Regions from separate parts of the Homo sapiens genome. Here regions 2, 3 and 4 are each linked to region 1. A link is a contact called in ENCODE Hi-C or POLR2A ChIA-PET data. All regions are on one chromosome and are shown on one strand. Each heading gives the region's core, a stretch centred on a gene start or an enhancer-like site at or near the end of the contact. The rest is flanking DNA. Distances are from core to core; before and after follow the strand shown.

Region 1 (5,996 bases), core at 1,421-3,920:
ATAGAAATGCGTATATATATATATATATATATGCATTAAAAGACATGTTCAAGAATTTTTAGAGCAGTACTAACTGTCATGTTACCACCACCCTGGATTCTTGCAATCTCCCAGAAGAGAAATCAAGAGAAATCACCAAACATTACAGCAAAGGAAAGTTTATTTCAGCTTGTGCACAAGGGAGCCAGCACTGATAAGGGAAAAGGAATGGGCTGCTCCCCAGGGTGGTGTGTAGGTTAGTTTTATAGCATCTTTCTATAAGTAGGGCTTCCATGAGGACATGTATAGGAGGGTTTTTTCTAGTACGTGTGCAGTGGCTCAGCATGCTGCTTCATACATTGTATGTAGCATTAACATTTTAAATTTCCACCTCTAGGCATGAATTTTAGCATGAAAATGAGGAAGGAGTAACTTTAGGTTAGAGTTTTAAGCCTAACTGCGCATGCAGGGCTCTGAGGAAGTCCCTAGCCCCCTGAAATAGGAGCTTGACATTAATAGCTTCTTGGGTCTTTTGTTACTGACTGGCTGAGAATTAGATAAGCTAGAGCTTGAGTGAGGGGCTTTTGTCCTTTTCCTCCAGATCATCTTAAAATAGGGAATCAACTAGCCTGCTGTCTCAATAGTAGCCAAAAGTTGAAAACAACCCAAATGTCAACCAACAGTAGAATGAATTGACAAATTGTAGTATATTCATAAAATGTAATACTACCTGAGGATACACTGTCTATTGCTTCCTGCAGCAACATAGATGAATTGCATAAACTTACCATTGAGCAAAAGAAGCCCAACAAACAAAAAACATATACTGGATGATTACATTTGTGCAAAGTTCCAAAACAGGCAAAAATATAATCTAGTGTGAGAAGTATGCATATGCTTACCTTTGGAGGGAAGGTAATAACTAAAAATATGCTCAAGGAAGACTTCTAGGCCATTGGTAAAATACTGTTTTTTTATCCAGGTGCTGGTTGCACAGGTAAGTTATTTTTGTAGAAAGTAATCAATCTGTACACTGGATTTGTGTGTGAATTTTTGTGTATGTATGTTATACTTCAGTAAAAACTTTACTAAAAAAAAGGCAAGGCCCAATGAGCTTGATTGAAGTGGGTATTTGTTCTGTGGCCTCAGGAATAGAGAGAACCAAAGTGTCTATAGACACATATATTGAAAACAAAACAAAAAACAAAGAAATTTACTAAACATCAACAAAGGTTATTACTGGATAATTGGATCAAGGGTAATTTTTTTTTTCTGTTTTCCAGCACTTTCCAAATCCTCTTCCAGGAGTCTGGTATTAGTCCTGCCATCTGGGTGTTAGGGGAAAGCAGAATCCTGGAGGATATTGTTTTGTCCTCAAGGCTTTGAATAGAACTGTCTATGCTCATCACATGCTTCCTTCTTGGAAGCACAGATTTCATTCAAGCTCTCTACATGTCTTCTAAGATTGCTTGGCAGACAGTTTAGGGATAACTTTATTTGAATTTATATGCCTTTGGAAAATTATAGGAAATAGATATTAAGCTCCAAGGAAGTAGCATAGGAAATCATAAGAGGCTTCCTGAGGGAGGTGACATTTAATCTGAGTGTCAAAGGGTGAACAGCAATTTGTGAAGTGTAGTAGGAGGAGGGGGATGAAGGATGGAAGGATCGTTGTAGACCAAGGAGACAGCACATGCAAGACATGAAAGAGAATGACGTGTTTGTGGACCAGAAAAGAATTTGGTATCATTTAGGAAGAATGGAGGGACAGGAGACGGGAAAGGAGTTAAAGCTCCAATGTTTGTAACTTTGTCCCATGCTATACACTGTGTTTGTAGATACAATATAACAGATGCCAAACATTGTTCATTGCATCAGACCATAAAAATGTATAATACAGTCTTAAAGTTTTAAATGGCCTTTTTAAAATATGCTTTACAGCAACAGCTTAATTAAAAAGATAATGGTGCCTATGTTACATACTGGAAGTCGGGAAGTAATCAACTTGAAATAAACCAGTCTTTGTAGAATTATCTCAAATTTTAAATTATTTCAGTATATCAAAATCCAAGCATGGATATAACATGTGTTATGCCAACTGCAGAGGACTCTCAAAACCTCTTCCCTTAAAATTATAGAATAGCTTGGTGCCAACATTAGCATCCCCACTGCGATGAATTTACAAGGAGATGAAGTTACATTTGGGGATATCGATATTATAAGGACACCTATCAATCTGATGAATAGCTACAGACAATGTCTGTAGCCTGTCATAGAACAGCCCTCTGGTTTGCCAAAGAACCACTTAAAATGCATAAATGCATTCTTTGTGCTAATGGAACAGATCTCTTTCGTGGTTTCAAAGGAGAAGAGAGAAGAAACAGAGAGTGGATGGTTCTTGTTTCACTTACGGCTTCCAAACCAAGACTACCAAATGAGAAAGACAGCTTGCTCTCTGAGCAGCACCAAGCCAGAAAGGAAGGTTCAGACCACTACCCACTCTCCCTTCTCACTTCTAAATTACACCATGAAAGTGGAGACAATGAGGTGTGCATTCCAACGCACAGGCCTGTGGTTGGCTCTGGGTATGAATTCAGCAGTGTAGACTGCGGCTGTGTTCAGTGGGTCACCACACTCCCATAACTGACCACTAGTAGGCGTGAAAACTGAGGCAACCCAAGATCCTGTGGTGGAACAGTTAGTTGCTGCTTTCAGATTCAGTTTCTGGCTAGAATGTCACAGCATGAATCACCTTGGAGCAGATTCCTGATGGCACGAGAGCTATAAATTGAATGGTACGACACTTCGTGGCTTTCACTGGCTCTGACATTAGCAGAAACAGCTGAGTAATCAGACAAAAGGCAGTGGAAGAGGAAAACGGAAGAGAATTAATATTGAGCAGCTTCCCTCTTCTGGGCATAAACTAAGAGTCTTCACATGCGTTATGGAGACAGCGTGGTTCTTACAATTTTGCATCTACCTCTTGCTAGCTATGTACACTTGGACAAGCTCCTTAACCTCTGTGAACCACAGTTTCCTCATATCTACCTCCTGAGGTTGTGTTGGGAGAAAAAGAGAATCCATGTTTACATGACACATATATATGGTATATATTACATAGAGTATGTATACACAACATAGTATATATAATATATACACATTATATATATATACACATACTATATATGATATATATAGTACACAACCTAAAACCTATATATAAATATACACACACACACACACATCATGTTGGTTTCTCCATAATTGTGTGAGCCAATTCATTAAAATAAATCTCTCTCTAGTATATAATACATGTATTTAATGAACAAGTTCCTTAACTATATATAGAATATATTTTTATTAGGTTCCTCATATTTTATATATATAGAGAGAGAGAAAGAGAGAGAGAGAGAGAAAGAGATGGAGAGAGATCTATTTTAAGAAATTGGCTCACACAATTGTGGAGGCTAGAAAATCCAAAATCTGCAGGGTAGGCTGACAGGCTGGAGACCTAGGAAAGAGTTGTTGCAGTTGCGAGTCCGAATGCAGTCTAGCAGCAGATTCCCTTCTTCCTCGAGAGACCGCAGTCTTTTTCTACTAAGGCCTTTCCACTGATTGGATGAGGCCCACTGACATAATAGAGGGAATGGAGGGGGAATCTGCTTTACTCAAAGTTTGCTGATTTTGTGTGTGTGTGTGTGTGTGTGTGGTGGAGTCTCGCTCTGTCACCCAGGCTGGAGTGCAGTGATGTGATCTTGGCTCACTGCAGCCTCCGCCTCTCAGGTTCAAGCAATCTCCCACCTCAGCCTCCCAAGTAGCTGAGGCTAAGGGAGCCCACCAGTCTGGCTAATTTTTTAATTTTTTGTAGAGATGGGATCTCACTTTGTTGCCCAGACTTGTCTCGAATTCCTGGCCTCAACCAATTCTCTCACTTCGGCCTCCTTAAGTGCTGGGATTACAAACATGAGCCACTGTGCCTGGCCTAGATTCAGTATAATTTTAAAACCCACTGGGATTTGATGCATAGAGCACTTTAATCCAAAGAGTGAAAGTTGTTGGTTCTTACTACCTTTAGCTATAAAATAAGAAGCTGTTGGAACTGGAAACATACTTTAGAAATCCTTAATTTATCTTTGTCTCCCACCATTTATTTCACAGACAAGGAAACAGGAGCCCAAAGTTTAATCCAGAAAAGAGAATCAATAACTGGGCCAGAACCTGAACACAAATCTCCCAACACTAGTCCTTTGCCCCATGGTTATTTTTTCTTCTTGATCTACAAATAGAAACATAAACCGGATGTTGTACATCATCACAAAATAAACTAGAAACCATTGCATACACTAGAGTACTGTTCATCTGAGTAACATTCGGGCTACCTTGTAACATAGAATTGCCCAACATGCAGTTGCCGAGTTTATGGACAGAATAATCTGGGCTCACACTACAGTGCTCATTCCACACTTGAGCATCATAGAACAGTCCTTACCCAGTGTCCAAAGGCCTTCATTATCCCATTTTTGGTGTTTAGTGCCAATTCTTGTTAGCTGGAGGCAAATTACCTACAGATCCAGCAAAGAAAGAAGCCCATTTGGCAACTATTCACCCTTGTCAGATTTGAAGCTGTTCTGGGAAGGCATTTTAATTAGACAGTGGGTGAGCTGCCACATTTAGAAGCAGCTCTTAAATGGAAGCAGAGAATTTCAGGACCAACTGAAGTTCTTGGTGCTTGTGTTGCTTTACCACTTAAAAGACAACCAGTGGATTCTTCTCTAGTACTCCTTTAGTACTGCAGGCTTTGTAAGATTTGGAATGGTTGAATGACTTCTTAAGGCTCATTCCTTAATTCTCATTGCACCTCTGAGTGCGTGGTTTGCAGGCAGAACATGAATCCTTTGATCATTGTCTAATTAACTCAAGCTATGTACCAGATAAATGGTGACTGTTTTGATGATTATATTCAGTTTTTCCAGAAGTGCTCATTTCAGTGAAGGCCTTTACAATTCATGAATATTAAGTGGGGTTTTTGTGTACAATTAAAGCAATAAATCAATCATCACTGCAATGTTCCATATTTATTATCTTCTTGCTTACAAAAAAACTGAGCAGTAACTCACTTGAACTTCAGTGTCTCCATTTTATAGGGAGGAAAGAGCAACAGAAAAATATTATGTCACCCAGCTTGTGAGAGGCAAAGTAAGAACTCTAAGCCAGAACCCAGATCATATTGTAGCAATCATTCAAAAAAGAAATGACAGTTTTCATCTTCTGATTTGTGCTATACATTTTGGCAATATCCTTAATATCTTGTGAGTGAGAATCTACTAAAAGGAAGTTGCCCAGCTTAGATATGAAGAAGTGGAACATGGCATGCTATAGAACAAAGTACATTGGACTAGAGATTGAGATTTGAGTTCCGCCCTCAGCTCAACAAATGACAACTGCTGTGACCTTGAGCAAGTCACCACATTTTGCTGGGCCTCCAGTTCCTCATCTACAAAATGATGTCTTAGCATTAGGAAACTTTCATCACAAGAAACATTTTGCAAAATCCCAATGTGTAAAACAGATAACAGATAAGAGAGCTCTGGTGGAGGAGGGGCCGAGGGGCCCAAGACCTAACTTTTTTTTTTTTTTTTTTTTTTGAGACAGAGTCTTGCTCTGTTGCCCAGGCTGGATTGCAGTGGCGTGATCTCTAGTCACTGAAACCTCCACATCCCGGGTTCATGTGATTCTCCTGCCTCAGCCTCCCGAGAAGCTGGGATTACAAGCATGTGCCACCACGCCCAGCTAATTTTTGTATTTTTAGTAGAGATGGGGTTTCGCTATGTTGACCAGGCTGCTCTCAATCTCCTGACCTCAGGTGATCCACCCACCTTGGTCTCCCAAAGTGCTGGGATTACAGGAGTGAGCCACCATGCCTTGTCCTGGGCCTAACTTTTTGGTCTTGCTTTTCCACTTGGAATCAATAGTGGCCAAGGCCCCTTTATAAGCTTAGGGCACTGAACCACATTACT
Region 2 (5,996 bases), core at 2,267-4,766, 500 kb after region 1:
ACGTAAGCACTTTGGGTGGAGTCAGAAGTAAATGAAATGATTAAGCCGATAGAGAAAATGACTTCTGAGAAATGATTAAAAGATTGCAGCTTAGCTCAGTGATGACTAAAGAGGACATCAGCCTATAAATATTTCAGGGGTGGAAATAGCAGGAAGGGGGGATTTTTCTGTAGAAAGGAGAAAGAAATTGCATGAAGGGACAGGCAGAGAATACAGTTCAGTTCCTGAGTCTGCTCTTTATGATGTTGGTGGCTTATCATGACTTTGAGTCTAAATTTTCTCATCTCAAAAAAAATGAGTTATGATTAAATGAAAAACAGTATCTCACTAGAAAGACATCAAAATCCCCATAAAACATTCTTTCATGCTTTTAACATTCATTTGATAAATACTTATTGACATGTACTTTGCATAAGATGCACAAAAGGGGAGGATTTGGGGCCAAAATGTGGATGTCCATTTGAACATTCTTGTTTTATAATAAAATATACATATTTTTATGAGACAAATATTATAAGGACAATTCCTTCACAACAATTGTCTAGCTGGAATCAGAATTATTCATGCACTGAAACATATCAGCTATTGTCATGTTCTGGAGTCTGGAGAGAGAGAAAGGGTAATGCTCGTACCATGCATCCCTATTGCCTGAATACTGCTATACTCTAAAGAACGGGGAGGCTTAAGTTTCAAACACAGGCTAGTGATTTCCTTGCATTTGCCACAATGTGTGTTTGTCTGGACATTTGTTAGTGAAATAAGAGAACACACTGCTTGATAACACAGGGACAACTGTCCAATACATTGGGTGCATTATCTTTCCATATACTATGAAAATTATATCTATCAAGCTGCAAAGTCAGAAAGCCTTGGTTTATCAGCTACATCCGGGCCGCACACAAAAGGTAAAGCCACTGAGGGAAAGCCTTCTTGAAAAGCACACCTGTCCTTTTCAGACATTTTTGAAGTATCATATTTGTTTTCAGATGATTTTGGCCTTCCGCCCTTGATTCTTTAGCTGGGTTGGGAGGCTGTCCTGTGGCCTGAAGGTTAAAGAGAAATACGAGTGAATGTGTCATCTTAATGGGCTTTGAATGCACTCCCAAATGACATGTTTTTTTCTTTTTTCTTTTCAGTCTTGCTTATAAAAGTTACACCTGCAAAAATGGGACTGAATCCAGTGAGGAAGGACATAACATTTTGCCTGAATGTGCAAAATATGAGTGGGGTGTTGTCTGTATCCCTGCAGGCTCCGAGCAGCCTAGTGGGTAAATGAGCGTTTGTTTCCTGTGCACCATCTTTGAGTTGAAAATGAGTCACACACTCGTGGAAAGAATAGTACTATCTTCTTTTGTCTAGCTCTGCATGCTTTTGTGGTTACTGAATTTGTCTTAATGGGAAGCTTGATTGTTTCTCTTTTTGAGGCAAACCATTAGAATTTATTTTTAATCTGGAATAAGATTACTTTAAATATATTATTCTCGATTCATAACTGGATTCACAGCCAGTGTATACAATTACAGAAAATTTATATGGGGCAAAAAAAAAAAAAAAATCTCTCAGGTTTATGTAGTCATCTGGAAGCATAAACCGATTCCTAAATGTTTAAACTAATTTACTTTGAAAATGATGATAATAACTGTAATTTGTTGAATGTCTACTTTGTACCAGCCACTATGCTATGCATTTTTAATAGATTATTCCTAATCCATATAACATGCCCAAAATGCAGGTATCAATAACCCCTTTTTATAGCAAAGGAGAGCAAGGGTCAGAGAGATTAAGTAACTTGCCAGAAGGCATAGAGCTGATCAGTGAGGGAACTTGTATTCATCTCCATTTATGTCTAACCTCAGGGCCTGGGCTCCCTCCATTATGACATCCTACCTCTCTGCAAAGAGCATTTGATGACAAATTTGCCTCAATTCTTATTACAAAGAGGTAGGTCATAAAGTAAAAAGACCAACAATAATTTCCTTTTATCTTTGTAAGAAATTGATTTCATAGGCTGGAAAATACTTTTAGTCTTCCCTGGATGTGCAAAGAGGCTCAGATACATTTGGATACTGGAGTAGTTTCCACGACTCAGGGGACCCTGATTCTAGTTTTATTTTATCCAGCTCTGCATAGCCTCGATTTTGAGACTCCCAGGTCCCAGATATCTGAGGATTCTGAGGCATACACTTATGAATTCTTACTCCATTACTGTGTTCTTCAAGAGATGGAGGGATAGCTTATGGCTCAGGCTTGCACAAGGATTTCCAGACTAATGGAAGAAGGAACAAAGACACCAGAGCAGATACATTTAATGAAAAAAGTAAAAACAGATAAATTTATCATAAGGAAAACATCTGAAAAGTGTCAGCAGAGGCTGTGGTATCTGAAATTATTGCTGGACTATCTGCAATGATAAATCATTATTTCAGATAATCTGACTGAATTGCTGGCATGCTAGGGCCCCAAACTAAGAGTCACAGCTTCAATTATGAAAGTCATTTTCAGACATTTTATGAATGAGGATTTCCTTTTGAAAACCAGAGGGGAATCAAGAGGGGCTCACTTCTAAGAAATTTACCATTTAAATTCTAGATTTTCATTGAGTCTCATTTATTTATTTATTTATTTATTTATTTACTTTCTTTCTTACTTACTTTGAGACAAAGTATCACTCTGTCGCCCAGGCCGGCGTGCAGTGATGCAATCTTGGCTCACTGCAACCTCTGCCTCCCAGGTTCAAGCTATTCTCCTGCCCCACCCTCCCAAATAGTTGAGATTACAGGCATGCGCTACCATGCCCAGCTAATTTTTTTTCAGGGGTGGGGTTTCACCATTTTGGCCAGGCTGGTGTTGAACTCCTGACCTCAAGTGATCCACCTGCCTTGGCCTCCCAAAGTGCTGGGATTACGGGCATGAGCCACTGTGCCCGACCCACTGAGTCTTATTTTTGCCTTTCTTTCTGCTCTATGGGCTGTTTCATGTTCACACAAGGGGCTTGTGGAGCCACCGAGGACCTGGGGCAAATGCCTGTTTGTAGAATTGTGGAAGAGCAGCATCTCCAGTCTGAGTATATCATACATCTCTGATTTTGATTGGTACATTATGGATATTAATTTGGATTACAGACATTTTTATTAACTAATTATAGAACATTAAAGGAAAAGAAAACCACATTTGATAGTCGAGGCAAATTTCTCAAAGAAAGTTGTTCATGACCATATCATACTGCAGCAAGCTATGCCTGATGTGTACATTACCTAGCAATTTGGCTTTCTCACATCTATCACCCCTGTGTTACTCCAGATGCAAATTGGAGAGAACTTCCATTTACCTGTTCTTCTATTTTCACAACTTGGCATTCACTTGCCCTGGCTCCCATGTCTGATTAAGGAGCAGACACCAGGCGAGCACAGCAAGCTGATGCAATGGGTAGAGCTGCTGCTCACCAGGAAATGAAAGAATTCCTTTCCATAACTGTCAGACAAGGGAAGGGAAGGGCCATGCTCAGCTGGTCCTAGCCCATTCCTGTGTGGTGGGTCACACCCTTCTTGCAGATGGCAAGGCCTACTCTCTTCCTCATCTGCCACATCTACCTTTTCTTCAGAGACACTTCTCAAGATACTTGTGTAGTTTTCATTGGCTACACCAGCCTTCTCTGATCTTTGACTTCCCTGGTTTCTCCAGCATGTTTTGCCAGGTTCTGTTCTCCATGAACACCTACCTGATCACTTTGAAGGTTGTCTCAGTTAGAATGCATCCAGTTACCATATCAGAAAACACAAATTAAACTGGCTTATGCCATAAAGAAGATTTGTTGGCTCACATAACTGGAAATTCAGAAGTGTATAGGTGTCAGGATTGGTTTGATCCAGTCACAAAATTGCATCACCAAGGACTTGGTTTCTGTCCTTTTCTCTGATACTCAGTGGTGAGTGATGCAGCTTTGTGCCAAAGCTGCTATGCTTTTGTCCCAACATGGCTGCCAACAACTCCCAGGTCTACACCCACTGCCTGAAAAACCTGTTACTATTTGACCCAAAACCTCAGGCAAATGCTCCCTCCTGCCTTGCAGCCCAAATATTTGTCTTGGGCCAGATGGTAAAAATACTCTGATTTTTTAGGCCCTAAGAGCATGCTTTATGTGTGGAGCCAGCCTGGAGTCAGCATCCCCTGTCCTCTTGGTTTGCCTCCATGGACAAAAACGTAGGTAAGATAGTGGGTCTGGGTGTTGGCAAGTCAACCTCAAGGTCCATTTAGTTAGTCAAGTGTAATCATTTGCCTATCCTACCCTGCAGGTTCAAAACTCTCCATCTCTAGGATTAATTTCAGCCCTGTTGGGATATATTAGAAGATGTGTCTTTACATTAAGTTTGGGTCTAGTTGAAAGTGGTTTGATTTCTGTTGCCACATACTGATTCTCATACAGGGATCTGCTTCCTGGTGACACTCATCCCTCATCTCCTTATCTGGGTTTCTTAGACTTCTCTATGACATGACTCTGATAACTCCCTGCCCACTACCTGGATCTCCTGGAGGGCTGGGGGATCGAGTTTAAAATACAAGAGTCAGTTCCTCTTCCACTTTTCGCTTCCAACACTTGCTAGGGGAGGCCTCTGACTTGGTCTTCAGAGATCATTGAAGATCATTGAAGATCTCTGAAGACCAAGGCAAAGGCCACCCCTAGCCTTTTGTCTTTTATCTTCTCTTTTTGCCAGTGAACTCCACCTCTCTGGTACCAATGTGGTTCCTGCTTTTATACCACACCACCGCAGTTTATCTCTGTGCCACCCCTCACCATCCCTACTTTTCATCTTTGCATCTTTCTTTTCTCAGCTTCATTTTTCTATTTCCTTTTCTGTCCTCATTGCCTTATAGATGCCTCTTTCAAAGCAAAAACCACTTTGAAAAACCATTTCCCTTCTGGTCGGCCACTGACTCATTTGAAACTCTTAAACCCCTACTGTATGCAGAACACATGTACTTGATACATATTGAGGATGAAGAAGCAGTTTGTGCAAAGAGTTACAATATAGAGATATAAAAGCATATAAGAGCTGTAGAAGAAAAAGGGGTTACATCTCACAAGGGGTGCTATGGGGAAGGCACAAAAGGTCAAGAATAACCCAACTTATTTGTGGTTTTGGGACTTTTCAGGGTGCTTGGCAATGTTGATGGAAAGATAACTGAAATTTTAGTTCATATAATGCCCTATGTGTCCCAAATTATTTCTTGGACATCTAATTTCTTTAACTGTATTGTATTGTAACTTCATTAAGGGCAGAGACAATTCTGTCAAATCAACCCCACTTTACTCCTAAGGAGCACATGTGTTTAAAGGCAGCTCAGTGCCTCATCAATAAAAAGTTTGCATCAAATGCTTATTGAACAAAAGAATAAATAATCCATGACCTGAGCGGAAGTTCATATAGCCTCTATTGAAAAAAATTCTATTTTTAGAGATTCACAGAAATTCAGGAGTGAAAAATACCTTAAGAGTTATTTGGTCTAGTAATTCCCAAATCTGGAGATATATTATAACTGAATAGGGGTGTGTTGGGATGGGTTGTTTTTAGAATGTAGACCCCTGACCTCTTCCCCAGACCAACTGAATTAGAATCTGTGTGTTTCGTGAACTAGAATCTGTGTGTTTTGGAAACTGTGGTCTAGCATTTACCAGGCCCTGCTGCTTCTGCTGGGCTGTCAGGTTTTGGGCCCACAAATGAAGTCTGACTTCATCTAGTGTCTGACAATTCGTTTTTTTCTCCATGAGATTGTAATAATAACACCTTTGCAAACAGGATATGCTGTCTAGGTGTCCCCGAGTCTCCAGCAATCTGGGATTATCTTTGATCTTAGTGGCTAAGGGAGGTGACTTGTGCCCCCTCCTCACATTTATGTGAGTGCCTGAAGGGAGTGGTGTTTGTCTGACTCTTCCTATGCTTGAAACTTTTCCTTCTAACTCTCCAAGCTCTAATTATCCCTCCAGTTTGCAGGGCTGT
Region 3 (5,996 bases), core at 2,149-4,648, 430 kb before region 1:
GCATACCCTTAGATCTTTTCAAATCTAAGGGCCGTATCTTGAAATACCCCTGAGTACTCTGACCTTTGATCTTTTGGGGGCTTTAAAAAAGATTATAGAGTAACTTCAAGTGCATTTTCTCTAGAGTAGGCTTTTCTGACAGTGCCCAAAAGCCATCTCCAACTGTTAATATTTTTTGCCATCTGGGGAAGATGAGGATTTTTTAAATTATCAAGTCCTGATTCCTTTTTGCTTAATAGTTCTTCTCTCAATTTGTCTCTTTTCTTGAATTTTCCTGTAAGTAGCAAGAAGAAACCAGTTGTCCCCTTCAACACTTTGCTTGGAAATCTCCTTAACTATATAACCAAATTCATCCATTTACAAGTTCTGCTTTCAACGTAATTGCAAGAAATAATTTCACTAAGCTTTACGCCAGTACATAACAAGGATCTCCCTTCTTCCAGTTTCCTATAGCATGTTCCTTACTTCCTTCTGAGTCCTCAACAGCAGTCTTCAATATCCACATTTCTACTGAGAGTTTGTTCGCAGTGATTTGGGATTTGTCTATCATACTTTTCAAGCATTCTTCTAGTCTCTGTCCACTGATCAGTTTCAAAGCCACAGACATATTTTTACATATTTATTACAGTAGCATTCTACCTCTAGGCACCAAAATCTCTATTAGTTTTCCAATTCGATGTAACAAATTAACACAAGTTGAACACATTAAAATAACACACATTTACTATCTCTCTTTCTGTAGGTCAGGAGTCCAGATACACCTTAGTTGGGTTTTCTACTTTGGGGTCTCTCCAGGCTACAGTGAAGGTGTTGGTTGGACCATGTTCCCATCTGAAAGCCTGAAGAAAGAAGAATCTTCTTCCAAACTCTCTCAAGTTGTTGGGAGAATTCATTTCCTTACAGTCACAGGACTGAGAGCTTCAAGATTTTGTTTTGTTTTGTTTCTGTTGGCTCTCAGCTTCTACAAGCCACCTCTGAGTTCTTTGCCACATGGTCCTCTCCGATAGGCAGTTCATAACATGACAACTTGTTTCTTCAAGACCAGCAGGAAAGTGAGAGAGTGAGTCGGCTATCAAGACAGATTCTTACATAATATAACATAATCATGGGAGTGATATCCCATCACATTTGTCATATATTGTAATGCATGTATTACATTACATCATGGGAGTAACATCCTATCACCTTTGCCTTATTCTTCTGGCTGGAAGCAGTTCACAAGTTCTACCCAGTCTTACGGTGAGGGGCATAAAGAAGGTCATTAATACCAGAAGGCAGAGATCATTGGGGGTTACCTTAGGATATGTCTGCCACATTGGGGGAAGGCAGACAATTCTAGGTAGCTATTCAAAGATCCAGAGAAATGAGCCTGAGTTACCTACAACAATGTTCAGATTGATTAATGTATTCTTGAGTTAGCTTTCCTTCCTTTCATGTCTTAATTTTCCTAGCCCCTCACTCCTATTCACTGGGATCTCTTCCCAAAATCAACTATCCGCACAGAAGTTATTGTCTCAGACTCCGATTTCAGGGAAGAAGCCAGGCTAAGATAGCAGAAGAGAATAAACTTGTATAAATGGTATGCTACAAGTTAGGAGGGATGGTAGGCAGGAGGTTCTCCTCCTCAGAAATTAATTACCCCCTACCCATATATTTCTCTACACTATAATGAGGCAGTGCTAAAAGTTCATGGAAGAAAGCATGCTAAAGGTGCTTTCTCTATGCAAATCTCAAGATACAGCATCTTAACTCTCTCTTTCATAAAATTAGAATTGGCCCAAGATACTAAATTGGGCTAGGCTGGCAAGTGGGGTTCAAGTAGTTTCCATTGTAGGGAGAGAAATTTAATAAGTGTAAACCTGGCAGAGCTCAAAAAAGAGCAACAGAAGTACTTGAATACAAGGGATAAAACTATTAAAGAACATTTTTCACAAATAAGCCTTGTTTCTTCAATTATCTCTATTTCCACCATGCCTGCCATCTCAAGTGATGACTATCACTCTGCTCTGGCCAAGTTATATGTCAAATCACAAAGGTGAAATGAGATGACTGTCAGGTCATATGTTTGAGGGGGAGGAATGGAATTACAAAGAAAGGGATACCATGACACTTGGAGAAAGAGTTATGAGGAAAGAAAACCAATGGGGTGCTTAAGAAAAGGGCTTGAGTCAGAGTCAGCTGGATACCATGTCTGACACAGTGAACTATGATAATCCTCACAAAACATTTCTAAAATGATTGCCTTAGGATTGCACTGGCTGCATGGCCAGGGTTCTCATTTCTCATTTCCTTTTCTTAGAATTAAGGTGATGCTCTTTGAAATGTCTAAAGATAGATGACTACCATTGGTAGTCAACCCTGAGGTTTTTTATGTACAGGCCCAGCACTGAGCTAAGTGTTTTGTATGCAATTGCACAACATCTTTATGAGGATAGATGCTATTATTATCTGTTTCTCTAAGCATGGGGAAACTGTTAACCTCAGGGTGTTGAGTAACTTGCCCAACATCATACAGCTAGTAAATAACAGAGCCAAGACCCAAGACCTAGGCCCGCATTTGCTGGCTTAAAAGTTTAAGCTTTTTGCTTTTTTTTTTTTTTTCCAGTGGTGCTATCTAAGCTTACTGCAACCTCTGTCTCCCAGGTTCAAGCAATTATTCTGCCTCAGCCTCCCAAGTAGTTGAGATTGCAGGCATGCACCCCCATGCCTGGCTAATTTTTAAATTTTTAGTAGAGATGGGGTCTCACCATGTTGGCCAGGCTGGTCTCGAACTCCTGAACTCAGGTGATCCATCTGCCTCAGTCTCCCAAAGTGCTGGGATTACAGGTGTGAGCCACCGTGCCTGGCCCCAAGGTTAAGCTTTTAACCACTGCATCACACTGCACCTCAGGTTTCAAGATAGGGAAACTCAATTTTTAAAAATATTTATAAAGCATTTACATTTTTTCCATATCTCATTTTATAAAGTGTCTTAGCTAGTAAGCTTAAAAATTATTTTCTTCGGCCAGGCATGGTGGCTCATGCCTGTAATCGCAGCACTTTGGGAGGCCGAGGCTAGCAGATCACCTGAGGTCAGGAGTTTGAGACCAGCCTGGCCAACATGATGAAACCCCATCTCTACTAAAAATACAAAATTAGCCAGGCATGTTGGCACGTGCCTGTAATCCCAGCTACTTGGGAGGCTGAGGCAGGAGAGTCACTTGAATCTGGGAGGCAGAGGTTGCAGTGAGCTGAGATCACGCCATTGCACTCCAGCCTGGACAAAAAGAGCGAAACTCTGTTTCAAAACAAAAATAAATAAATAAAATAAAATAATTTTCTTATCAAGAAAATGCAAATTAATCTGCAGTGACAGAGAGTGGATCAGTGGTAACTTGAGGATGGGAAAGTCCCAAGAGTGGCAGGAAGAAGAAATTACAAAATAGCATGAAGAAACTTTCGGGAATGAAAATCAAAATTTGTAAACATATTTATCACTGCCAAAAGTTAAAGAGTCTTGCTCAAGATTAGCCTGAGAGTTAGTAGCAGAGACAGGATAAAAATATAGTTTTTAAGCTTCTTGAACAAGTGTTTTTTTCCTCTCAATTTGGTAAATTATTTCCATATGGTTTTAAAAAGGATATGAAGAGACATAAAATATGACATGAGTATTATAGAAAGAAAATTGTGTTTAGGAATTTTGGGCAGCACTATTCACAATAGCAAAGACATGGAATCAGTCTAAATGCCCATCAATGGTAGACTGAATAAAGAAAATGTGGTACATAGACACCATGGAATACTATGCAGCCATAAAAAAGAATGAGATCATGTCTTTTGTGGGAACATGGATTGAGCTGGAGGCCATTAGCCTTACCAAACTAACACAGGAACAGAAAACCAAATACTGCATGTTCTCACTTATAAGTGAGAGCTAAATGATGAGAACTCATGGACACAAACAGGGGAAAAACAGACACTGGGGCCTACTTGAGGGTGGAGGGTGAGAGAAGAGAGAGGAGCAGAAAAAATAACTTCTGGGTACTAGGCTTAGTACCAGGGTAACGAAATAATCTGTAAAACAAACCCCCATGACATGAGTTTACCTATATAACAAACGTGCACATGTACTCCTCAACCTAAAACAAAAGTTAAAGAAGAAAGGGAGCCTGTGAAGCCCCTCAGTCACTCCTCCTACATCTCATCCTGTTCTCCCACTGATCTAGCTTAAAGTCTTCCTGCTGGAACATTTCACCCTATACCAGGTGGTGGGGAAAAAAATTTTTTTTATTAACTTACGTATCTCAATTGAGCATTGGAAGTCTATTGTGAATTCATCTGATGAAAAAGTTGAATGCATCTCTTCAGAAGTTTATCATTATCATCTGCAATCTACTGAGAACTTTTTAAAAAATGAATCCTGCAATTGTATGGCCAGCAGGGGGCAACTAAATACTTCCCAAAACAGCATCTTGTATAAGAGAACAAGTTAAAATTGGAGACTGTTAGCATTCTTAGCTGTGTAGGAGAGCTGACTTCCTTCTAAAATGATAATTAACACCTAGACACATTCTCACAATACTGAATTTGTGAAGATAATTGGAACAGTTTCCTAAGTGGACAGATTATAAAACCACATTCTGGGGCCTGTATGTGGCAGATTTGTTTTGGCTGTTTTTTCAGTCCACAAGGTTCCTTGCAAAAATTTATGTATTTTATGATGAATAGCTTTGTAAAACTTCTTGTATTATAGAAAATATAATGAATCTTGACTTATTTCTGTAGGTTATTTTAGAATTCTGCTATTTTTACTTAACATTCAAAGATAAAAGTAAATAGGGATTGCAGAGGATCTTGTTCTTAAAGTATAATAAAGAATCATTTCTTAGCCCTGTTTTATAGAACTAATTTTTAAGCTTGTTATATTAGTTAGGGTTGTCCAGAGAAACCAAACCAACAGAATGTGTATACATATAGATATTATAGATATAGATGTTTATTTTAAGGAATTGGCACACATGATTGTGGGGACTCAGTTTCTGCTTGAGTCCAAAGGCAACCTGCTGGCAGAATTCCTTCCTTCTCTGGGGAGGTCAGTCTTTGATTTATGAAGGCCTTCAACCGATTGATGAGGCCCGTCCATATTATGGAAAGTAATCTGCTTTACTTAAAATCCACTGGTTAAAATGTTAATCTCATCCAAAAACACCTTCACCAAAACATCCAGAATAACGTTTAACCAAATATCTGGGTACCACAGCCCAGCCAAGTTGTCAAATAAAATAACCATCACAGTTGCCTATTTCTTTACATCACAGTCTCAAAGTCGTAGGAGATCTATATGGTGAAATAGCTCAACCCTCCTCCAGATGCAGCTGCAATGCCTGGCAAAGAGAAAGCATTTAGCAAATATATGCTGATTTGAATTGAACTGAATGTATATGAATTGAATTAAATATCCCTAGTGGTGGCTAGGTTCTGCCAGGCTTCCAGTGCGGTGCTGGGAGGTAATGGAAGATAGAAGTTAGGCACAGGCTCTGGAGTCAGATAGGTCCATATGCTGAGGCTCCCCTACTTACCTTATATGTACCTTTGGATGAATAACTTAATTTTTCTAAGCCTACATTTCTTCACCTATATAAAAACAACAGTCATAATAGCTATTTATGCTACATATTGCTTTGTTAATCAATATTTACTTCTCTTTCCTTTCTGGCCACTCAGTGGATTGACTGTATTCCTCAGCGACCCTACAACTGAATGGAGCCATGTGACTTGGTCTGGCCAGTGAAAACTGTAGATTTTACGTGTGTCACCTTCAGGATGTGGCAGTAAAAGGTCGATATGAAATTTTTTTCTTTCCCGACTGTGGCAACCATGGAAAAAGATTCATCTTAAGATGGCAGCACCACAAGGTTGAAGCTGCCTGGATTATCACGTTGTTGCATGGAAGACAGTTGCCTGGAGAGTTGCCTGCAGCCAGAGCTAACTTTTTGTTAAACATTTGCTTTTTCTCC
Region 4 (5,996 bases), core at 1,586-4,085, 340 kb after region 1:
GTTGAATTTTCATGTTTTATTTGTGTATGGTTGTTCCTTTTCAGATATGCCAGAGGGAAATAAAAAATAAGCAAAAGAAATCCCGTTTACCTGCCAGGGAAAAAGAACAAACAACCAGGGACTAACACCTCCCTTTTCTTCATCTCCCACATGGGGCTGACTGTACGCAGAGGGTGACTGGTATCATCACCTGGAGAATAACCACTAACACTTCTGTAGCTCTCTCGGTACCTGTGTCACACACTTTGCATGCCTCATTTAATCCTCTCCACAACATTATGAGCTAAGTACAGCAGATTAATATCCCCATTTTGAAGACACCGAAGCTAAGGTTTAAAGAAGTAAAATGCCTAAGGTCCCATGGCTGGGAAGTGGAAAAGCTAGGCTTCGAACCCATTCTGCCTGATTCCAGACCACATGCTCGTAAGTGCATCCAGTGCTATCTACATCCTTGGTACAGGATATCAGTCCTGTGCTCCTTTGGAGGCTGGTGCCTGTCCAGTGACTGTAAAGAGATAAGTTAGTTCTGGGTCAGCAAAGAGACCAAGAACACCTCCCCTGTAACACATCATTTACCAGGCCAGCTTTCTTTCACTAGGCATTGGAAACTTACTTCTTCAAATGTTATTTGTAGAAGATTTAGAAAAGTTATCAACATAAATAGCAGTGAACTTTTTAGTATGTTAGGATCAATCAGTTGACAAGTATGTGTTATACTGCATACTTAAGGTTGTGCTAGGTGCACATGGGGGTTGAGGGTGGCATATTAATGACACATATAAGCCCTTGACAAAGAAGCTTATAACCTCCACCATGTGACATGAGACTACTCAGGGTCAAAGGCATATATTTAAATGCTAAGTGCTATGATTATGAATGTTAAGATGCTCAGGGAAGGGGATGGTTTGTTTGAGTCTTTAGTGTGCTATTTGAAGAATGTGGAACTACTATGTCTAAGAGAACTGAAAGAATTTAGAAAGCAGAAGAAACAAGCACTAAAGAGAAAAGTTGTTTTTATTATTTATTACATGCTGACTGCATACCCAGTGGTGAACAAAGAATAAAAGGAGGGACTGCTGGAAACATTGGGGAAGGCGCAGAACTGGCAGGCTTTTATTAGGTACGAAGATGAGTGTCACATCAGTTCATTGTCTTCTGTACCAATATTAGGATGATGGACTGAGGGCTTCAAATTTGGTTTTATATGGTGTTTGCAAAATGTTTATGGTTAAATTCTAAGATAGTAATGTCTAATGGGTAATCCATTGCATTATCAAGGCATGTAATCAAGTTTTCTTGAACAAAACACAATGAGAGAATATAATTATGTTTAGGGAAAGGTGAGGCAGGGGTGTCTGCTTGTTTGGTAGGCTCATGTAGGCCTGCAGCAGCTCCCTCACTGGTTCATGTGGCAAATGAGGGATCTCATAATAGATCTGTTTTTGAAGCTTTACTCAGACATTATTTCTTCTCTCATCAGTGTGTTCCCATTGCATTTTTTCTTTTTTTTTGAGACAGAGTCTCGTTCTGTCACCAGGCTGGAGTGTAGTAGCGCGAACTTGGCTCACTGCAACCTCCACCTCCTGGGTTCAAGCGATTCTCCTGCCTCAGCCTCCCAAGTAGCTGGGACTACAGACAAGCTACCACGCCCAGCTAATTTTTGTATTTTTAGTAGACAGGGTTTCACCATGTTGGCCAGGATGGTCTTGATCTCTTGACCTCCTCGGCCTTGACCTTGATCTGCCCACCTTGGCCTCCCGAAGTGCTGGGATTACAGGCATGAGCCACCACGCCCGGCCCCATTGCATTTTTTGCATAACCATTTCTTTTCATTCTCAGAGCAAGCAATCCAAGAGACAAGATAAGTTTCTATGCCTTTTATGGCCTAGCCCCAGAAGTCATGCACCATCTCTTCCATGCTATTATATTGGTCAAAGTAGTTAAAGGCCTTTTCAGGTTCAAGAAAAAGAAAAGTATACCCCATCTCTTGATGTAAGTTGTAAACATCACATTTTAAGAAAAGCATGTAGGATGGAATGTAGTTCAATATGTTTATATTTAGAAAATGCAATCTGCTGCAACATGGAAACCAAGTAACCCACACAAAGTGCTTACAAATATTAACTATTATTAATATTATTCAATGAATGTTTTCTTAAAGAATAAATTAATATACATTTCTTTCTGCCTAGAACTTTGAGCTGTAGTTAAATAATTCTTGACTTGTAAATTGTCAGTTTGAGCTTGTCTTGTTTGCTCCTACCTGCTACCTGCATTAGGATCCCTTCAAATTGGAGAGTTTCTAAATTTTACTTTTTAACTTAAAATCATTTCAAATTTACAGAAGTTTTAAGAGTAGTACCAAGAACTAACTCTCTAAACCCATCTGAATTTGCCTGTTTTAACCTTTTCTTCATTTTCTTTTATATTCTCTCTTCTTCCCTCCTTTCCCATTCAAGTATTAGTTTCAAACATCATACTCCTTTTCCCCTTATAGATCCATAGTACCAACATCAAATTCAGGACGTTTAACATTGATACATGCTATTATTTAATATATAGATCATACTCAAATTTTAATAATTGCCCTAAAAATGTTTTTGTAATTGTTTGTTTTCTCCCTGAACCAGCATCCAATTCAGGATCACAGATTGCATTTAGTTGTCATGGCTCATTAATCTCCTTTAATTTGAAGCAGTTCCTTAGCTTTGTTTTTCAGGACATTGACATTATTGAAGTATACAGGCCAGACGTTTGGTAGAAATGTCACATGATTTGGGTTTGCCTCAGGGTTACTCATCATTAAGTTCAGATTATGCACTTTTGGCAAGCATACCATGACAATGATGTTGTGTCCTTAACAACATATCACCACCTAGAGGCACACATTACTGATGACATTAACTTTGATCACTTTTTATAAACTGGTGATTGCTAGGTATCTCCACTAGAAGACTACCATTTCTCTTTATAATCTACAGGAAGATATTTTGAGACTATTTAATATCCTGTCTTCTTCAAACTTTTACCCTATAGCTTTAGCATCCGTTGATGAATCTTGATAAAATCAGTTATTACTATGATGTCTTTTAAAAAAGATGATTGACTTACCAACTATTATTACTTCTTCTACATTGATTAGCTGGATTCTTATTTTTATTCAGTGAATTAGATCCAATGCTGCCATTTAATTCTTGTTGAAGCTTAAATTGTCCCAAATTTAGCCAATAGGTACCCTTGAAGCTGGCCCTAAGTCTTTTTGACATAGCCTTCATCATTTTTTGTACACTTTTTTGTATAAGATATTCCAGACCCTTCTTGTCTTGCTTTGCTCTGGCCCTCCTCTCTCCAAGGAATCCTAGCTCCTTCTAGTGAGGAACAGTACCTAGAAACAAGGTCTGTGAAGAAGTGTTTGTTCAGGTTATCCAATGTTGAGGTTATTCAGGCAAAAACACGTTAAATATTGAGTCCATCAAACAGAAAGTCTTACTTAAATTAAAAAGTGTGAAGATAGTTGACCCTTGTTCAAGATGTTCTATGTGCAATTTTATTTTTATATCTAGCCAATTGCAAAACATCAGAAGAGCCATAGTCCTGGGCTTATTGGAAGTGAGGTTCTATTGAACATTGAGCTGGGAGAGTAGGGAAATTGCAAGATAGCGAGAAGTCAGGCCCCACAGAAGGAGCTGCAGCACTTGCGGGGCATCCACTTTTTAGAAAACTGGTCAGAACCAGTAGACGAACAGCCCATTTTGAAATAGTGGTTGTTTGTGCCATCTGGACTTAGCCAATCATAAAACTCAGTTGATACTCCAAGCCTAAAATGGTCTTGGAGACCCTTTTTGGATTTTGGCTTAAGCCCCATTTTAAGGAATCCAACCCCTTCTTGTGAGATCAGATTTCCCTGCCTTGCACTGAACTTGTTTAGTCCTTGTCCATCCTAGAGCTTCACATGACTCAGTCTGCCAGTTAGGTTGGGAGATATAGCGGAGCTAGAAGGAGCCCTGGCCCTGGTACTTACTAAGCATACCCCTTTGATGACTTTAATTGACTCACTGTGTGGCTCTAAGTCCCTTCTCCTTTCTGGGCCTCAGTTTCCTTATTTGTAAAATCAGAAGGTGAGGCTAAATCTCAAAATGTCCATCTAGCTTCATGTTCTATGAAATCTTCTCTGCCTAAAATCTTTAAAGTGCTAATTAAACTGGCAGATCAAGATAAATGACCAGAGGAGCTGGACCCATTACAGAATTAAAGTCTTCAGAGCCCTAGCAAGCCTGCTTTTTGAAGCGTGCTTTCTTTTTACAGCTGTGAAGAGAGGAATCAGCACATGCGCTATAACTTCATATGACTAATGGTAACCATGGCGACCACTAAATATTCCTTCCAGACCTTGCATCTGCACAGCTCACTGAAGCAGAGGAAATAAACGTTGCTGCTTTGAAAAATGATAAAAATAATCTAAGCCAGCTAGAGGCTAGGAAGGAAAGGAGAGATCTTCCACCTGAAGGTCAAGCCATTTCATCTCATTATCTTTTCAGGGCCTTGTTTAACCTCAGGGGGCATTTGGTACCAACCGAATGAATAGGTCACAGACTGGAGGGATTTAGTATCAGGCTACTGAAACACTTGACTAGTTTTTAAAGAAGCTTCTGGGGTTCTGACAATGTTTGCTAGGCTGGTGTGATGACCCCTATGTTAAAATGCAGTAGGTCATCAAAAGCAGGTCCCCCAGCAGTTCTTGGTGTCAGGTCATATTATTGGTTTAAGAGAAGAGCAACTAGAAGACTGGCCAAGGTCAAACAGGGACCTGAGAAACCAGGCAGAGAGCAATAGTAAGGAGGTCTGCATGCACAGGAAGGTGGGGGATGGAAAGGCACAGTGAGGCAGGCTGGATATCAGCACTCATGCTCAGAGAGCAGAGCACAGGCAAGAGAACTGGGCCGCATGAAGCCTGCAAATTGGACAAAGAGAACAGACAACAGGTTAATTGCACTTTCTGTAAAACATGAGGCAACAGCCAGGAATACTGCAACCAATAGTATAGCCAAGGAGAGAGATGCAGGAAATGTAAAGGAGTGAACTGCTCATGAGTGGTTGGATTCTATCTAAAGAGGGCAGCCTATTGTTGCCACGGGGGATTGCATGTCCAGAGCTCTCATTTGTCAAGAGAAGCAAGAAATCTGGATTTTAAAAAATGTGAAATTCCTTAATTGTTTAACGATGACATGGTGTGGATTGCCATTTTGCATCCTCTAAAATTATAGTTACCTTCTGAGAATAAAAATAGGAAATGCCAGAGGAAGGAGATTCACAGTTAGCCAAGTCCACAGTGACACACACGGCTGATTGTGTCCAGCATCTGAGGCTGTGAGCACCTTGCCCAGTGGCTAGTCAGTCTTCGTAATGTCATCTCCCCTACCCCAGTATTTTCACCCTGAATTGCGGTAGATGCTAGCACCAAGAACCCAGCATTGAGCTGCTCCTATGCTTTAGTTGAGTCTGGGGTCTACAGATAAGTCATAAACATCTGACTACAGCAGGGAGTGAGGGGACAGACAGCAAGTGGACCATCTCTGACATTCTTACATAAGGTGAGAAGCCAACCTGTGCAAACTTGACCACCATCCTATTTGCTGTGTTGCTCCACAGGAAACTAGTCTGGATAAAACTTAGTTTCAACCCTTAGTGCCTGGGGTTCAATAAGACACAGTAGATCATGTTACCCTTTTGAAAAGCACACTTACTTTCTAGATTACAAAATTATTAAAGGGAAATCTGAAAATGCAAAAAAGAATAGTAGCATGTAATCATAAGGTAAAATACAGATGAAGCCAATAAAATGTCTTGTGGGAAATCACTCTGATGCAAGGATAGCCTACAAGTACCATACCAGGCAACTTATTACAGAGGTCACAGAACAGGAAGGCTCATAGCTGGAATGAATATGTTGGAATCTCATACTTCATTGAATCAATTCAAAACAGAGCAATAAACAA

Evidence for each region. Hi-C counts contacts between places; a loop is a spot of excess contacts on that map. ChIA-PET counts read pairs that join two places held with the same protein, here RNA polymerase II (POLR2A). Pooled maps may share reads with other maps.
Region 2: a pooled map shows a loop between it and region 1 (2.1-fold over the local background). The contact joins two enhancer-like sites. A Hi-C loop is called at or near these places in 12 of 37 single-sample maps with no recorded cell type and 11 of 50 pooled maps.
Region 3: a loop to region 1 is called in a map of HepG2, with 29 times the contacts of the local background. The contact joins two enhancer-like sites. A Hi-C loop is called at or near these places in 4 of 168 maps with a recorded cell type or tissue (B cell, CD4-positive, alpha-beta memory T cell, HepG2 and 1 more), 2 of 37 single-sample maps with no recorded cell type and 11 of 50 pooled maps. POLR2A ChIA-PET finds 5 or more read pairs at or near these places in 1 of 52 experiments (CD8-positive, alpha-beta memory T cell).
Region 4: a loop to region 1 is called in a pooled map, with 6 times the contacts of the local background. The contact joins two enhancer-like sites. A Hi-C loop is called at or near these places in 5 of 50 pooled maps. POLR2A ChIA-PET finds 5 or more read pairs at or near these places in 2 of 52 experiments (H1 and activated T-cell).

Annotation. Positions count from the first base shown.
Region 1 is chr12:76,155,550-76,161,545 of GRCh38, reverse strand. No RefSeq gene overlaps it. Among named protein-coding and RNA genes, the nearest start is that of NAP1L1, 74 kb to the right of the region's middle. Within about 2 kb of position 2,670, at least 10 of the 41 ENCODE cell types and tissues checked have a DNase peak (open chromatin) inside an H3K27ac peak, as active enhancers do.
Region 2 is chr12:75,654,316-75,660,311 of GRCh38, reverse strand. It overlaps LOC105369844 (a long non-coding RNA gene), which reads left to right. Exons shown (of 16, transcript XR_007063375.1): 8 at 1,137-1,268. Among named protein-coding and RNA genes, the nearest start is that of KRR1, 150 kb to the right of the region's middle. Within about 2 kb of position 3,516, at least 6 of the 41 ENCODE cell types and tissues checked have a DNase peak (open chromatin) inside an H3K27ac peak, as active enhancers do.
Region 3 is chr12:76,585,418-76,591,413 of GRCh38, reverse strand. All of the region lies in intron 3 of LOC105369850 (a long non-coding RNA gene), which reads right to left. Among named protein-coding and RNA genes, the nearest start is that of OSBPL8, 29 kb to the right of the region's middle. RefSeq lists a silencer at 2,059-2,259. Within about 2 kb of position 3,398, at least 3 of the 41 ENCODE cell types and tissues checked have a DNase peak (open chromatin) inside an H3K27ac peak, as active enhancers do.
Region 4 is chr12:75,813,932-75,819,927 of GRCh38, reverse strand. All of the region lies in intron 1 of LOC105369844 (a long non-coding RNA gene), which reads left to right. Among named protein-coding and RNA genes, the nearest start is that of PHLDA1-AS1, 210 kb to the left of the region's middle. RefSeq lists a silencer at 4,346-4,405. Within about 2 kb of position 2,835, at least 2 of the 41 ENCODE cell types and tissues checked have a DNase peak (open chromatin) inside an H3K27ac peak, as active enhancers do.